Linked DNA regions of Homo sapiens: region 1 is linked to region 2. The links are chromatin contacts, found by Hi-C in ENCODE. All regions are on one chromosome and are shown on one strand. Each heading gives the region's core, a stretch centred on a gene start or an enhancer-like site at or near the end of the contact. The rest is flanking DNA. Distances are from core to core; before and after follow the strand shown.

The links. A loop is a pair of places that touch in the nucleus more often than their neighbours do. Pooled maps may share reads with other maps.
Region 1: a loop to region 2 is called in a map of dorsolateral prefrontal cortex, with 6 times the contacts of the local background. The contact joins the promoter of GSCAR here to the enhancer-like site in region 2. A Hi-C loop is called at or near these places in 12 of 168 maps with a recorded cell type or tissue (A673, Calu3, HCT116 and 7 more), 10 of 37 single-sample maps with no recorded cell type and 17 of 50 pooled maps.

What each region holds. Positions count from the first base shown.
Region 1 is chr5:88,695,799-88,698,552 of GRCh38, reverse strand. GSCAR (glioma stem cell association long noncoding RNA) reads left to right here and starts at 1,409. Exons shown (of 3, transcript XR_007058863.1): 1 at 1,409-2,754. All of the region lies in intron 1 of MEF2C-AS2 (MEF2C antisense RNA 2), which reads right to left. RefSeq lists an enhancer at 1,640-2,619.
Region 2 is chr5:87,897,825-87,900,990 of GRCh38, reverse strand. No RefSeq gene overlaps it. Among named protein-coding and RNA genes, the nearest start is that of LINC02144, 170 kb to the right of the region's middle. Within about 2 kb of position 1,475, at least 5 of the 41 ENCODE cell types and tissues checked have a DNase peak (open chromatin) inside an H3K27ac peak, as active enhancers do; they include dorsolateral prefrontal cortex and heart right ventricle, where a contact is called at or near this core.

The sequences.
Region 1 (2,754 bases), core at 160-2,659, 800 kb before region 2:
GATGGGGTAATGGGTTGAGCTAGTTTGGCCTAGGAATGCTTCCTGAGAATGCAATGAGCATGCAATCATGTTAATTTCTGTGGGAAGTGTTCCAGGCATAGAGAACACCAATTATAAAGGGAAGAAGCAAGTGTTCTGGGGACAGAAAGGTGAATGTGGTTTCAACATAGGAGAAGAGTAGTCTTCTTTCTAGCACAAGCCCAATAATTTAAATTGTCATTGAATGATCTTTTAAAATTAATGTCTAAGAATTATAAATGGGTCTTCTACTGTCTAAATTTTAAAGCTGTCTTAGCTATTTTTTTTAAATTCAGCTATCTTATGTTCCAGATATGCTAGGTTTCAATTCTTTCCCTAATGGGCTTTCTTCATAATTGCACTGATGAGTATTTAAGCATTTATGACAGGCCAGCCTTAAAAGAGTGAGTTTATGTAGTACCATTATGTTCCCCTTACTAAAGTTAGACAACAAAGAGTATTCCCTCCAAACGTGTTCATTAAGATTCATATCTGATTTGAAAAGCTTGAAGGAATTGTGGCCAAAGATTTGCACATTAACACATTTATAACCATCAATACATTAGCCTAGGCTCATTTTATCAAATGACCCAGTCATTACCTTGGGAAGCAAAGAGCAGGGCCCTCAAAGATTAGAAGAAAGGTAAGCTAAGTTTGTTGATGAAGGAGAAAAACAAAAAAAGCTCAATACACAATACGTGATGAAGACAAAACTATTTTTTGCTCAAAATTTTAGCCATTCTAAACCGTGGTTCTCATGTGTTTTTGCATGAAAGTATAAATATTTCCTTGCTGCAATCGAATCTGAGAGATTACAAAGCAGATGAATGTTATTTTTCTAGGGCTAGCTATGATACATTACATTTCTCTTATGTGGTGTTGTGATTGTATCTCACTGCTGATTGTGTCTTACCAGACTGTGCTTTCCTTGGTTTTAAAAGTAATGGCAATGGTAAACACATCATAACAATAGCTTTAAAATGTTAGTATTTAGTATTATGGTATCAGCTATTTTAATTCGAGGATAATCTAATAGTAAATCGAATGTGACTGTAAAACAACATTTTAAAAAATAGCTGCCATTGAAGACCTTCTTTGGGATGGCACACATAGTTCTGAATGTCTGCAACAGTCAGAGGATATGCTATTCAAATTGGCATATCATCCTCAGTTGAAGGTGACATCTTCTGCTTTTTTTTTTCAAAAATACCATTTTAAGGAAAAAATAAACTAATGAGGTTCATTTTCTCATGTGTCTCAGAAATAGATTCCAATGACAAAATGAATGGGAGGAAGAGAAAGGGAAAATGGATGAGGAGGAGAAAAATGAGGATGAGAGAGGAGGAAAAAAGGAGGAAGTGGAGAAATAGAAGAATCCAAATATATTGTAAAAAGACACTTTATTCAAATAAGTACATAATCTCACAGCTGAATACTTTCCATGAATATTCTGACACATTTATTTAAATTTTTGAAATCTTACTTTATGCATGTTATAATGGAAAATAGAGGATGAATCTCTTTATAATTTTATCTCATTTATGTTAAATACAAAGATATTCTAGATCAGAACTAACAAGATGAAAGTAATTTATTAAAAGTATGAAATTTCATTAAAGTAGTATTTAATTTTTTTATGTTGGCATGATTGGTCTATTACCAACAACCTTCAAGGAGCTAACTCTTTTATAATCTTTATTCCTGGTGCTTGATTTTCCTCTTTATATCAATCCACTATGTGTTCCACAATTCTAATCTCAGATTTAAAAAATAAATGGTCAAAGGGAGTGGCAAAATATTTGAATTGCTTTCAGAGGTTTGATGGTAGGACCCAGAAGACATAGAGATTGCCAGAATTAACATAACAGAGGATTCAATGTGCTCCTGTGAGAAGCATTGATTGGGGTGGGAATACAAGTCTGTTTCAAGCTTTCTGTACTGGTAGTAACTACTCACAGCTTCTACTCTTGCTTCTTAACCATAGCTTTCCTTTTTTTTTCTTTCCAGGGCTATAAGATTTTTATTTGATTTCAATAATCTTCCACCTGTATCTCCTTTTTACTTATAATGAAAAATTTCAGTTCTGTAAGACACCAATATAATGACTTACTTGCTTTATCTCATAATATATAAACAGTTGCAAAATATGAATAACAGCACTACAACTAGCAATATGATGATTGCTTAACAGCTAAAGATTATTTTTAGGGTTTTTTTTTGCCGTGATTATTTCTTAAGGTATAAAAAGTCAAATTACTACACAGCTTTCCTTTATAATGGGCAACCAAGTACCATAGGTTGAAGGGCTACTCTTCAGCAGTTATAGCCTCACTTGAAAACTCGGCTGACCTCTGCTAAGAGCTTCCACTTAGCGGTTGGTAGTTGTGTTCAGACTCTGCCTCTGCTACTTACTAGCTCTATACCTTTGTGAAAGCCATTTAATGTCTCTGCCTCAGTTTTCAAATTGGAAAGAAGAGAGGGAGGAAGAAAAACAGAAGGAAAAACCCTATTTTACATGGTTGTTCTCAGACTAAGAAAAAATATATAAAGCATTTACCTCAATGCCTAGAGCTTAAAAATTATTAAGCAAATGGTAACTATATTATTTAGCTCATGAGCCAAATTCTTTCCAGATAAAATTTTTAGAAATCAATAGAAATAAAACTTGCCACGTAAAAACAATTTTCCACCTTCAACAGAAATATATGGGCAGGTAAATTCTGTCTTATGCAAACT
Region 2 (3,166 bases), core at 226-2,725:
GTGAGCCACCATGCCCGTCCCAGGTCTTGTTATATCCACTTACAGATAAGGAAAATCAGACTTAGAGATTAAGAACCATCTAGGTAAGTATATGGCAGAGCTGGGACCAGAACTCAAGTATCTTAACTCTTGGTCTGTAAGCAAAGAGCTCTTTGCATGGCCAAGGTGTTTAATAACTATTTAGGACTTTTCCGTCTTCAGGCTGCATTTATTTTTCCTCTTTAGTACTATCTTTGATCCTGGAGACTAAGGTACGTGTACAATTTGTCCAGATTTTCCCTATTTTCAAATGAGGTACTGTGACACAATGTGATTTTTTTTCCCTAGGGCCTTGAATCTCCTTCAGTATATTTAGAAGCAAAATGATTCACAGATTTAAAACACAGACAGGAAGTCAGTAACTCAAAGAACTAAATGTGTCTCTGGTTTAGATTTGCTGAGTGACCTTAAACAAAACACTTAACCTTTCTTTCTCAATTAATCTGTGAAATGGAGTTAAACCATTTTCTCATACCACTAAAACAACAGTTAATAACTCATTGAACACTTAGAAATTTACACATGCCACATACATAAACATGTTTCTGATGTTATTTTGAGTAGGTAAGTGTTTCCTATGTGAAATCATTAAAAAACTTCACAAGATTGAATGTGTAATTCATTTTCTGATTAGACTGTTTATTTTAAAAATCAATTTTTTTCTGCATTTTTGGTTGATTATTTTTCCCACTAAATTTACTGTCTCATCAAAGCAGCGTTTGTTCATTTGTAGAATCATTTAGCGTGTATTGGACTATGGGGACCTGAGATGGAACTTTTCCCATTTAAGAAAATAGCCACTCTGTGTTTAGGTTCCTGTAGGGGACACTTTAGGAGAGTGATGTTGTTATATCATGCCTACAAATACCTCATCTGGGTCTGTAGTCTCTGATATATCTGCTCATTCAAGATAGTGGCACTTAGCAATTCAACCAGATGTAAGTTGGCTAATAAACAAAGCCAGTATTCTCTAGGGGCTTGAACAACACTTCCTGTGTTTGACTCTGGTTGCCCTGAAGTTGTTTTAAGTCCAGCACTGCTGGTGACGTTTCCCCTTGTGCACTGAACAGCTCATGCCGTGTCAAAGGGCGTTGACCTTTTCACTCTTAGAACAAAAAGACTGGAAACAAATTATGCTCTGAGAATTGGTCAAAGGATAACAACAACAACAAAAAAGTGCCTGACCCCCAAAACAAGTGATGAACACAAATTCTAAGCTTTAGAGTATTATCATTAAGAGTATTGTCTCTTTAACCAACTTTTCTTTAAAGTGTAATATGAGCATTTGCTTCAATTTACTCTGAAACCACCCACCCCCCAACCCCCCTTGGCTCCTTTTGCAGAACACAATGAACCAACTACTGTTGTCCCTACTCCCCCTATCCAGCTGAATCTGTTCCAGTTTACGAGCTGTCCACCATGGAGCTAAGTCTTCCAAACAGAATGACTCATCTGCAAGTTTTGCTCGTGGCTTCTGAGAGTATATTTAGTGTGAAGAACTGGAGGATGCAGCATATCCAAACACATGCTAGGCTACAGAATTTGAGTGGGAAAAAGAGGACAGGGCTAAAATAGAACTGTAATAAGCCAAAGAATTAGAGGCCTGGCTTAGCTTTTTCTGCTATGTAGCTTCAGCAACACCTACAGTTCCCCGCCAAGAATGGCACACCATATTAATGTAACGAAAATGAGGCTTCCCTGGTGGTTTCTTTTGGAAGGAAGAAAAACATACTTATGTAAAAAATAATCAAAAATAAAAATAAACCAGTGCTTCACTATTGTTCCAAGTTAATGGGAAAATAATTTATCCTTATATTAGTGAAATTAGGCAACACTTGCCCAGGAGCTACTTGTGCAGATAACTGGTGAGCTGAACAAACTTCTTAGGAAATTGTTTAGGTTGGTTCTTCATTATTAAACTCAAGCTGAATTTGACATAATTACAGGAACCACTCTCCTCTTCTTTCTCTCAGTCGTACTCTTGAACAAAAAGTTTTTGTGTTAATCGATTTGCCTTTTGATTTTATTGTTTAAATGTTCCATCAAAGACAATTATGGAAACCTAGGTATGATCTCACGTTTATATTGCTCAACAGTTCATCAGTGTTCTGACACTAAGTCAGCATTTGAAAGCAGTGATCACAAAAGCTAACAATCAGGGGTTCATGTCCCAGCACACGCCACGGAGCGACCAAAGTAGCTTTCTTTGGCTTGAACTAACACTCCCCTCACAGACTTCAACCCAACTCTCCTCTTTTTTCCTTCCTTTATGGCTCTGTGCTTACTTGTCTTTCTTCCTTTCTGTAGCTGTCGCTGTATTTCTCCTATTTACTTGTCTTTTTTCCCTTTTTTCTTCTATCTTTTCATTTTGTTGCTTCTCTCTTCTGTTCCTCCCTTCATCTGTTTTTCTTAGCTGACTATGACAGTGAACTAAATATTATATTTAAATAACTGTTGTAAATCTCTGCAGAAAGGTTCAATTTTTTTCTCTTTAATAATCTATTATCAATAGTCAAAGTTTTGTATTTCTCTCATAAAAAATACATCATTTTTTTAATGAAGCCTTGATTTCCTTTTTGTTTCCCAGTAGCTCTTGATAGAAAAAGCAAAAAATTTCCTTAATCCTAAATCCAAAATGGATTTTCAGAGTAGAGCAGTTCAAGTTGCCCCCTCTCCCCCGCAAAACAGGGAAGACTTGTTTCTAGCCAGTTGCTTTCAAAATGATTTTCTTTTATTACCCCCAAACTCACTTATGCATAGCGATAGTCTTTGATTTACTTTAGGGAGAAAGCTAGTAGACACTAGTAAATTTAGTTGCAATTTCAGTCATACTTTTTAAATAACATATTTTATAAATATTATTTCAATTTTATATCTTTTTTATTTGTCACATTTCTAACTGTATTCAAGTGAAATCTTTACTGTAGTCTAGAAGTATATTGCAACAAATCTGTCTGATAATCAAATAAACATAAAAGAGAAGTCAAATAACCTCCTTTTTTTGACCAATCAACTAAAAAAGATGAAAAAAAATTGTAACCCCCAATGCTTGCAATGGTTCTATGAAATTCAGAGTTCAGCTTATACATTGCTGGCAGGAGTGCAACTGGTTCTCTCTCTCTCTCTC